Regions from separate parts of the Homo sapiens genome. Here region 2 is linked to region 1. A link is a contact called in ENCODE POLR2A ChIA-PET data. All regions are on one chromosome and are shown on one strand. Each heading gives the region's core, a stretch centred on a gene start or an enhancer-like site at or near the end of the contact. The rest is flanking DNA. Distances are from core to core; before and after follow the strand shown.

What was found. ChIA-PET counts read pairs that join two places held with the same protein, here RNA polymerase II (POLR2A).
Region 2: POLR2A ChIA-PET joins it to region 1 with 12 read pairs in OCI-LY7. The contact joins the promoter of KRI1 here to the promoter of NDUFA7 in region 1. POLR2A ChIA-PET finds 5 or more read pairs at or near these places in 2 of 52 experiments (OCI-LY7 and WTC11).

Annotation. Positions count from the first base shown.
Region 1 is chr19:8,319,462-8,324,272 of GRCh38, forward strand. NDUFA7 (NADH:ubiquinone oxidoreductase subunit A7) reads right to left here and starts at 1,914. Exons shown (of 4, transcript NM_005001.5): 1 at 1,847-1,914; 2 at 1,396-1,445. The coding sequence starts at 1,897. It overlaps RPS28 (ribosomal protein S28), which reads left to right and starts at 2,035. Exons shown (of 4, transcript NM_001031.5): 1 at 2,035-2,108; 2 at 2,195-2,242; 3 at 2,492-2,630; 4 at 2,811-3,879. The coding sequence starts at 2,070. The coding sequence ends at 2,614. It overlaps KANK3 (KN motif and ankyrin repeat domains 3), which reads right to left. Exons shown (of 11, transcript NM_198471.3): 11 at 3,123-3,461. The coding sequence ends at 3,378. RefSeq lists enhancers at 34-1,001, 1,002-1,969, 1,824-2,063, 1,970-2,937, 2,938-3,903.
Region 2 is chr19:10,563,874-10,568,684 of GRCh38, forward strand. It overlaps KRI1 (KRI1 homolog), which reads right to left and starts at 2,137. Exons shown (of 19, transcript NM_023008.5): 1 at 2,033-2,137; 2 at 1,844-1,917; 3 at 1,056-1,161. The coding sequence starts at 2,126. It overlaps CDKN2D (cyclin dependent kinase inhibitor 2D), which reads right to left. Exons shown (of 2, transcript NM_001800.4): 1 at 4,640-4,811; 2 at 2,587-3,544. The coding sequence starts at 4,780. The coding sequence ends at 3,185. RefSeq lists enhancers at 1,242-1,809, 1,558-1,607, 1,810-2,377, 3,326-3,833, 4,273-4,442 and silencers at 1,878-2,407, 4,723-4,811.

The DNA.
Region 1 (4,811 bases), core at 664-3,163:
AGGCAGGAGAATCGCTTGAACCCGGGAGATGGAGATTGCAGTGAGCTGAGATTGTGCCATTGCACTCCAGCCTGGGCAATAAGAGCAAAACTCCGTCTCAAAAAAAAAAAAAAAAAAAAGTTGAAAACAAAGTTTGATACTTCTAATATTTGGAATTAGTCACAACATATAGGCATTTACATAAATTTCATTATTTTAATGCTATTTTTCTTCCTTTCATTATAATCCTCAATGACTGCCTTACCTCTGCCTACCCTTTGACTTCATAGATTATACCATTATCCCTTTCCCTCAATGGGTTCCATCCATACTGGCCTCCTTCCACTCAGGCTCTGTCCAGCCTGACACTCTTAGCCCTTCCTGTTCCCTCTGCTCAGAATGTTTTTTCTTTTTTATTTTTTTGAGACAGAGTGTTGTTCTGTCACCCAGGCTGGAGTGCAGTGGTGCGATCTCAGCTCACTGCAATATCCACCTCCTGTGTTCAAGCGATTCTCCTGCCTCAACCTCCCGAGTAGCTGGGACTACCCGCGCGCGCCACCACGCCCGGCTAATTTTTGTATTTCTAGTAGAGAGGGGGTTTTACTGTGTTTCACTGTGTTGGCCAGGCTGGTCTCAAACTCCTGACCTCGTGATCCGCCTGCCTCAGCCTCCCCAAGTGCTGGGATCACAAGCGTGAGCCACCGCGCCCGGTCAGAATGTTTTTTCAATAATTATTCTTTGAATGGGTCCTTCCCATCATTCAGGGGACTCAACTGTCAATTTCCAAAGAAAGATCTTTCCCAATCATCTGACTTTACGTAGCCACCCTCCAGCTTCCACTTATTTTGTTTTGTCTTCAAAGCATTCCAGAACAATACTACCTGCTGTGTTTGTTTCCCTACTATGCTTCTCCCTAGAATGTGGCGTCCATGAAAGAATGTGGATAAGAACTTTCCTGGTTCACAAAGTTAAACCCAAGGCTGAGGTCATACATGACGGGGGCTTGTAAATATCAACTAATATTTTAATATAAATGAGTCTGAAATCAGGACACTTCTGGGTTCAAGTCCCCGCTGCCACTTTTTAGCTTCTGAGTGACTTGAGGCAAATGATTTCGCCTCTCTGGACCTCTTTTTTCATCTGTAGCTTGGGGATAACACTGACTAACATGGCCACGCTGAGCACTGCAAATCTAGCCTGATTGCCAGTCAGAATGCACGCCCGGCCTCGCTGTTTCAGGAGGGCTGTCCTCCGGAGTTCAGCAAGGTTAAAGGCAAACCTCTGCCTCCACAGCCTGGCAGGGGACTGGTGGCAGGATGTCAGCCCTCCGTTTCAGGGGTCTAAAGGAACACAGATTTCGTTTTTGGTGGAGAAAGGACAGAGCCAGAGGCTGGGCAGCGAGCGGGGCCTGCTCACCGCTTGGAGATCTCCTGGTAGCGTAGCTGCAGCTTCCCCTGCAGGTCATGCTGTGGGAAGAGGAGAGGAGAGGTCGGCCTGCAAGGCACCCCAGGAGAGAGGAAAGGAGAGGGCAAGGGACCAGGGATGGTCCGGGGATGCGCATTTTAAGGGAAGGCAGGGGATGAACACTCGGGGAAACGGATGTGGGTCCTGCAGGTGAAGAGCAAAGCCAGAGTCCGGGCCCACAGATCCAAGGCTAAGAAGGTCGGGGACTGGGGAAATCCCAGGCCTGAGTGGTTCCCAGGCCAGGAGAGGGTCCCGGGCTGAAGGGGTGACTAGCTGGGGGTTCCCAGGGAGATTCGGGGAGAGCGAAGGGTCCCGGCTTAGGAGGGAGGTGAGGAGCAGGAGCGGGTCCCGGACACACGGAGCCCGAAGCCCCCCATGGTGCAGCCCTGTCCGCCCCGCGCACCCCGGACGCCCAGTTCCGCAGCCGCTGGATGAGACGGGTGGCGGACGCCATCTTCCGTCCGCGATACTGAAGGGCGCAGCCGGTGACGTCTCCACCGCTGGGGCTGCTGGGAAAGACGCGGCGTGGTATCGCGAGACGGGAGTGGGCGGTGCTAGAACGTCCTATAAAGGCTCTCCCCGAAGCACGTGACTCCTCTCCGCCAGACCGCCGCCGCGCCGCCATCATGGACACCAGCCGTGTGCAGCCTATCAAGCTGGCCAGGGTGAGGTGGGGGCCCGAATTTGGGGGCAGGGGGAGGGATTAGAGGAGCCAAACGGGCCGGGTCTGAACCCAGCTTCTTTCCTCCAGGTCACCAAGGTCCTGGGCAGGACCGGTTCTCAGGGACAGTGCACGCAGGTAATCGGGTGGGGGCATTTGGCCGACTGCCGGCGACCTAAACCCTGATGTGACCTCTACCCTGCCCTAACCCCTGCCAGCCGGAATCCGGGAGCCGATTCTCATTTCATCACGGGGTTCTGATGGTTCCCTTTAACGATCTGTATTCTGGCCCCGACACGTTCTCTGAATTCATATCTGCTTCCCACTCCGCGGTGCCTTTCCGCGGCCCGCCCTTACTTCTTCCTCCACTCCGGTGGGGACCCGTAGGTGCGCGTGGAATTCATGGACGACACGAGCCGATCCATCATCCGCAATGTAAAAGGCCCCGTGCGCGAGGGCGACGTGCTCACCCTTTTGGAGTCAGAGCGAGAAGCCCGGAGGTTGCGCTGAGCTTGGCTGCTCGCTGGTGGGTGCAAAGAGGACACCCCTTTGATAGACCTTTGGTTGGTGGTAGGGAGGCTTCGTTAAGCCCAGGGTGAGAGGGTTTGGGAGGCAGAGTCTACATACAGAGACTGACAAGAGGGAGGCGGGAGTTTGCCAATTGCTGCGGGGCCTGTCAACATCTCATGTTTGGGTCTGTTTACAGGGTCTTGGATGTCGGGTTCGACCACTTGGCCGATGGGAATGGTCTGTCACAGTCTGCTCCTTTTTTTTGTCCGCCACACGTAACTGAGATGCTCCTTTAAATAAAGCGTTTGTGTTTCAAGTTAACTCAGGTTCTTGTCTGGGTTATACGACTAGGGTTTCTCCAGGTTTCTTGAGTGGCTCCCAGGCGGTCACCGATCCTCCGCACTCTGGAAATCCTGGCCGTGCGGTCTTGCCAAACGAAGCTTTTCCTTTTTGAGGCGGGGGGTCGTGTTTGTCGATTGCACCCTCTACCCCAAACAAAACACAAGCGTAGTAGGAATGTTTTATTAGCAAAGAAGTTTCAGAGAGTGGGTGGATCAGGGCTCTATCACTTGGTCCCCACCTCACCTTGGTGGGGCCAGAGTGAGCCCCTTCCTGCCACAGTCACCCCAACTGAAATTGCCTTTCTCTTCGGCCAGTGTTAGCCTCTGAGCAGGGGACCCTGGACCCTTCTGTGCGCCAAAGGCTGAGGTGACTGACGAGGAGATCTCCCCACAGCTAGGTGTAGTGAGCCAGACGAGGCAGCTTACTGAACCTGGGGGTTCTCTCCATTGTCACCGCATTCTCCTTCACCAGGTGTGGCTGTCTGGGAGCCAGGGGGTGACTCGCTCTGGAGAGAGGGGAAAAGAGGGGGGCCTGCTGCAATCTCCTTGAGGCAGGAAACGTGGGATTCAGCCCCAGCCTCACTTAGTGGAGGTTCTTTTACCATGGACCCAGGCTGCCTGGTTTGTATCCAACCTCTGCCCCTTCTGACCTGGAAGAGGCGCTTGACCTTCCTCCCACATCCCTTCCAGTGGGGTGAGTACAGGTGTTCCTCAGTTTACAATGGGTTACATTCCGGTGAGTACATCATAGGTTGAAAGTATTGCAAGTTGAAATGTGTTTAATACACCTAATCTCCCAAACATCACAGCTTAGCATGGTCCATCTTAAGCTTGTTCAGAACGCCTTAGCCTGTAGTTGGGGAAACTCGTCTAACACGAAGCCTGTTTTAATAAAGTATTGAATGTCTTATGTAATTTATTGAATACTCTGCTGAAGTGTGGTTTTTACTAAGCACACATTGCTTTTATGCTATCATGAAGTCAAAAAATTGTAAGTTGTGCCAGGCGCGATGGCTCACAGCTGTTGTAATCCCAGCTACTTGGGAGGCTGAGGCAGGAGAATTTCTTGAACCTGGGAGGTGGAGGTTGCAGTGAACTGAGATTGTGCCGCTGCACTCCAGCCTGGGTGACAGAACGAGACTCTTGTCTTCAAATGAAAAAAAAAAATTAGCTGGGCATGGTAGCACGTGCCTGTAGTCCCAACTACTTGAGAGGCTGAGGCAGAAGAATCGCTTGAACCCCAGAGGTGGAGGTTGCAGTGAGCTGCAGTCGCCCCACTGCACTCTAGCCTCGGTGACAGAGGAAGACTCCATCTCAAAAATAAATAAAAAATGGTAAGTGGAGCCATGGTAAATTGGGGTCAACCTGTACAGGATGAGTGGGCTGATTAGATAACTTGGATTATGAAAGTGCTAAAACATCCTGGCACTTGGCCATCAGAGTATAGTGGTGTTGGGGGTTAATGTGTTCTGCAAACTCACCCAGTCTCCAGTTCTGAAGCTCTGGACCCCCTTCCCCACCCTGCCTGATGCCAAAGGGCTCCTTTTTCCTTTGATAAGAGCCTCCCTGGCAGTAGGTAACAGGAGCCCAGGGGCATGCATGAAAGGTCTTAGCTAGGTCTCTGTGACCTTAGGTTACTTCCCCCCTTGAGGACTCAGTCTCATGACCTGGGGTAGTGTCAACCTCACTGGGGTTTTGCTGCTTTCACATCAAATCCCAGCCCCTGCCAGGCGCTCTGGTTTCACACCTGTAATCCCAGCACTTGAGGATGCTGAGGCAGAAGGATCCCTTGAGCTCAGGAGTTTGTGGCTGCAGTGAGCTCTGATCACACCACTACACCCCAACCCGGGTTACAG
Region 2 (4,811 bases), core at 887-3,386, 2.2 Mb after region 1:
TGGCTCACGCCTGTAATCCTAGCACTTTGGGAGGCCAAGGCGGATGGATTACCTGAGGTCAGGAGTTCGAGACCAGCCTGGCTAACATGGTGAAACCCCATCTCTACTAAAAATAACAAAAAAATAGCTGGGCGTGGTGGCACGCACCTGTAATCCCAGCTACTCCGGAGGCTGAGGCAGGAGAATCGGTTGAACCGGGGAGGCGGAGGTTGCAGTGAGCCCAGATCATGCCATTGCACTCCAGCTTGGGCAACAAGAGCAAAACTCCGTCTCAAAAAAAAAAAAAGAAAAAAGAAAGAAAGGCTGGCTGGGCGCAGTGGCTCACGCCTGTAATCCCAGCACTTTGGGAGGCCAGGGTGGGCGGATCACCTGAAGTTGGGAGTTCGAGACCAGCCTGGCCAACATGGAGAAACCCTGTCTCTACTAAAAATCCCAAATTAGCTGGGCGTGGTGGCGCGTGCCTGTAATTCCAGCTACTCAGGAGGCTGAGGCAGGAGAATCGCTTGAACCTGGGAGACGGAGGTTGCAGTGAGCTGAGATCGTCCCATTGCAACCCAGCCTGGGCAACAAGAGTGAAACTCCATTTCAAAAAAAAAAAAAGAGAAATGGGGTCTTGCTATGTTGGCCAAACTGGTCTCAAACTCCTGGCCTCAATTGACCCTCCCACCTCAGCCTCCCAAAGTGCTGGGATTAGATGCTTGAACCACCTGCCCAGCCTGGTGGAGTTGGAATCATTCAGTCAGCAATTCCCACCTTGAATAGTGCCAAGGACACAGTCATTAACTCCACCACCAGGTAATAACCTAGGCTCTGCTAAGGACTTGTGACTTGTGAAGCAATTCATTCAATAGTCAAAACAGATGAACTGTGTAAACTGGGTAAATCCCAATCTATCCTTAAAACAGCCCTGAGGGGAGATGCTACCGTTAGATATACTTTACAGACAGGAAAAGAGGCTCAGAGAAGTCAAGTCACTTCTCTGAATCCACAGTCAGGAAAGGACCCCGGATTCTGCTCCAGAGGAAGGAGAGGTTTAGACAGGAGTGGCCCCGGACCTGTTCTGTTATAGAAGGTGGCATCTTTCTGATAAATGCGGGGGTCCTTCTTCTTCAACAAGGAGAGCGTTTTGTAAAAGTCCCGCTCCTGCTGGGGATCAAATTCCTAGGGCAGGAAAAGGGTTGGGGATAGATTTCAGAAGGGAGATAATAAGAGCCCTGGCGCCAGCAGGTGAGCTCAGCGTAGGGATTAGGATGGAGGGGGGTGGATCTGGCTGGGGAGGTCAAACAGGTGGTCAAACAGCAGGAGGGAGAGGGGCCCTCTTGGGGTGGGCAGGGGCAGGCCACAGGTAGGTACAGGATATGGGTAGAGGAAGGTGAGGGGCAAGGAGAAGGTAATTCCTGGGGAAGACAAAGACTTGACAAGGGGCAGGTGGGCTGAGGGCACAAGAGAGACAGCGGGGAGGGGCTGGGCCAGGCCGCACAGTGGGGCCAGGATCAGGGCTGATGTGAGAAGTTGGGCGCCCCACGTGGCGCAAGGAGTACACTAAAAAATGGCTAGACTCTTGAGGATGAAAGAGGAAAGGGGGGGTTCTTGGGGGACAGAGTCGCCCCACACATCAGAGTGGGCAGGTGGGGATCGTGGCAGGGGAGAGAAAATAACGGGGATTTGGCTCCCCTGGGGAGAGGGGGGGCACTGTCTGTCCCTCATGGGATGGGGAGCGGAGGATGGGACGCTCCCGCAGGGCGCTCTGGGGTTGGGGGTTCCCCCCCGTCTACATCGGGGTCGGGGTGCAGAGGGGGGCTTGGACGCCTCCGCACGTCCAGGACGGGGCGGGGACGCGCACCACGCGCTCGTCGCTTGAGTCCGACTCGGAGCTGGAGTCGCTGCTGCTGTCTCGGTCCCCGTAGCGATCCTTCACTGCGGGACACAGACGGGATGCCCCCCCCCAGGTCAGCCGGCGGGGCCACTCGACTCCCCACTTCCCAACCGGCCGGCGCGCGCAGGCTCCCGCGCGCATGCGCCCCGCACTCACGCCGCTGCAGTTCCTCGCGCTCCCGGTAGCGGTTGTACCGCGCGGCAAACGCCGCGTTCACCCGCAGCTGCGACGACCCGCGCGGTTCCGGCATGGCGGTTCTGTGGCCCATTGCGCACGCGCATTGAGGAAGCCCTGGACGGGGCGGGGCCGCCCTCAGTCCCGCCCGCATCCACTTGTAAACGAGGCGTACCGCTGCTAACCCCGCCCCTGGCTTTTCCGGGATCCCTTTCGCCTCATCACCGCAGTCACCGCCCACGGCTACGCCCCTGCGGGGAAGGCCGCGGCCACCGCCCACCCGCCCCACCCCCTGTGCTCCGGGCACCCAGCTGACATCTGGGGGCCCTTTCTCCACTCGCGGTTTCCTGCTTCCCTTCCGTTCCGACAGCGAAAACCGCTGCCCCACCCAGCTCACTCACCCTGGCGCCCTGGGAATTACTATTCTCTCCCCTCACCCACCACATCCACGATCCGCGACCCCCGTCCTCATCCCCATCAACATCCGGGATGTGTAACTCTCCATCCCAGACTCAAAAATCAGAAGCCACCCGTGCTGTGATCATGCACAAGTCTTAATTTAATGGGTAAAAACATTAAATTATTACAACATTTTTTCCAATAAAGCATAATAAATAGAATCCATTTCTTTTAAAACGCTGTACAAGAGACTGGAAAACAAGCTTCCAACAGAATATGAATAACTCATAACTCATTCTACCTTCTTATTGATTTGGGACGCTCCCCCCACCCCCCATGCCTGAAGCAACGTGCACACTTCAGGTCTCTGAGCACAGCCGGCCAAGGCCACCAGCTTCTAGGCTCCCTGGAGGTCATGACTTCACTCTTAAATGCTCTGCCCTTGGGTCTCGTCTGAGGCCCCAGCAGCCTGAGGCGCAGAAGAAACTGAACCGTTTAGGTGGCTGTGGCCTGCAGGAGCCCTTCTCTGTCCAACACACCAAAAGGAGTGAGAAAAACAAATGAGAAACGTCCCCCAAACACTCACACCCCCAAAACCAACACCTATAAGCCACAAACTGTGCTCCTCCCCTACTGCAGCAGTGGGCAGGAGAAACAAGAAGAGAAAGTGTTTCTTCCCCTCTCTTCTGATACATAACCCCACGGGGTTCTCTTGCTGGAGAGGGTGACCCCAGATCACAGCGGGGCCACCATGTGGCCCTGCAGGATGTCCACGAGGTCCTGAGCCCCTCTCTGCAGTGCCAGCTCCAAGGGTGTGAGACCCCTGGCGTCCCTGCGATGGAGATCAGATTCAGCTGCCAGAAAGCTGACCACAGCAGTGTGACCCTCTTGAACTGCCAGATGGATTGGAAGTGCCCCGGTGCCATCAGGCACGTTGACATCAGCCCCGTGCTCCACTAGGACCTTCAGGGTGTCCAGGAATCCAGTGCGGGCTGCGTCATGGACTGGACTGGTACCGGAGGTGTCCTGGACATTGGGGCTGGCACCTTGCTTCAGCAGCTCCAGGGCGATGGCGGTGCTGCCAAACATCATGACCTGTGTGAGGGACAGAGGATCAGGAGGTCCTCAAGGGAGGAGGTTCCACAAAAGGGGTCACTGGAAAGAGAAGGGTCATCCAGAAAGAGGCATCTCCCAGAAACAGGAAATGCTAGAGGAGGGGTCCTCTAGTGAACGGAGAAGCTGCATAAGCCCCCAGGAAAGTTCTTCTGGGAATAGGGACCCCCCCCAAAAGCTGGTCACTCCCTTAAGAATGAGACCCCCCAACCCAGAGAACAGCCCCCCATGGAAACTTTCAAGGAACCTAAGACTCTCCCCCAAGGGACCAAAGACGCCCCCAGATATGGGCAATCACCAGGAAACAGAAAATCCCCTCCAGGAAATGGGCCCCCAGAGATGGAGAACTACCCCCAAAGAATTGATAGTCCTCATAAGGGAAAAAAGATGTCAAAGGAAAGCGAACCCCTTCTCCAGGAAATAGCCTCCTCCTACATAATGGTGATGTCACCTCAGAGTACCTGAGAGCTCCTTTCAAGAAGCGGGATTCCAAAAGTAATAATAAAAGAGAAACGAGACTTCCCTGTAAAATGTCTCCCAGGGAATATAGGGATGTCTTGCAATCTGACATTGTTCCTCCATTGGGGCCCCCATACTATATCAAGGATCCGCATAACCTTTAGGAATGAAGACCCCACCCCCAAGTAACCAGATTTGTCTCAGAGAGCCCCCTACAAAATGAGGAACCCCTAGAGACAGGACCTCTCCTTCCAGAGATCGGATCTCCCCATAGAAGCCCCAAGAAACGTGAGCCGTCCCCATGGAAACGGCATCCAAAGGAGCTGAACCCGCACCCACGGAATAAGAACCTCCCCAGGGAAAGTGAATCCCCGGCACTCAGAGAACCAGGAATCCTCCCAGAGAAGATGCTAAAAAGCTCTCCCCTCCCCCCACAACCTAGCCTCACCCACCACCCACCTTCGAAGGGGGACTGTGGGGGAACAATGAAAGCCTAGAGAAGAAGGACCGGTTCCCAGTGGGTCACCACCAGGGCCAGGAGACCAGAGAGGAGCTCTGGGGTCTCGATCCTCATCCCGCTTAGCCGCCCCGCCCCAACCTGGACCGGCCCGGCCTCACCTGCAGCGCCGTCTTGCCGAAGCGGTTGAGGGCGTCGGGATGCACCAGCTCCCGGTGCAGAAGGCGGCGCACCTCCTGCACGTCGCCCCGGGCCGCCGCCCCACTCAGCCGGTCGCCGGCGCGAACCTCCTCCAGCAGCATGTCGACACTGGCGGCCTGCAAAGCCCCCCGC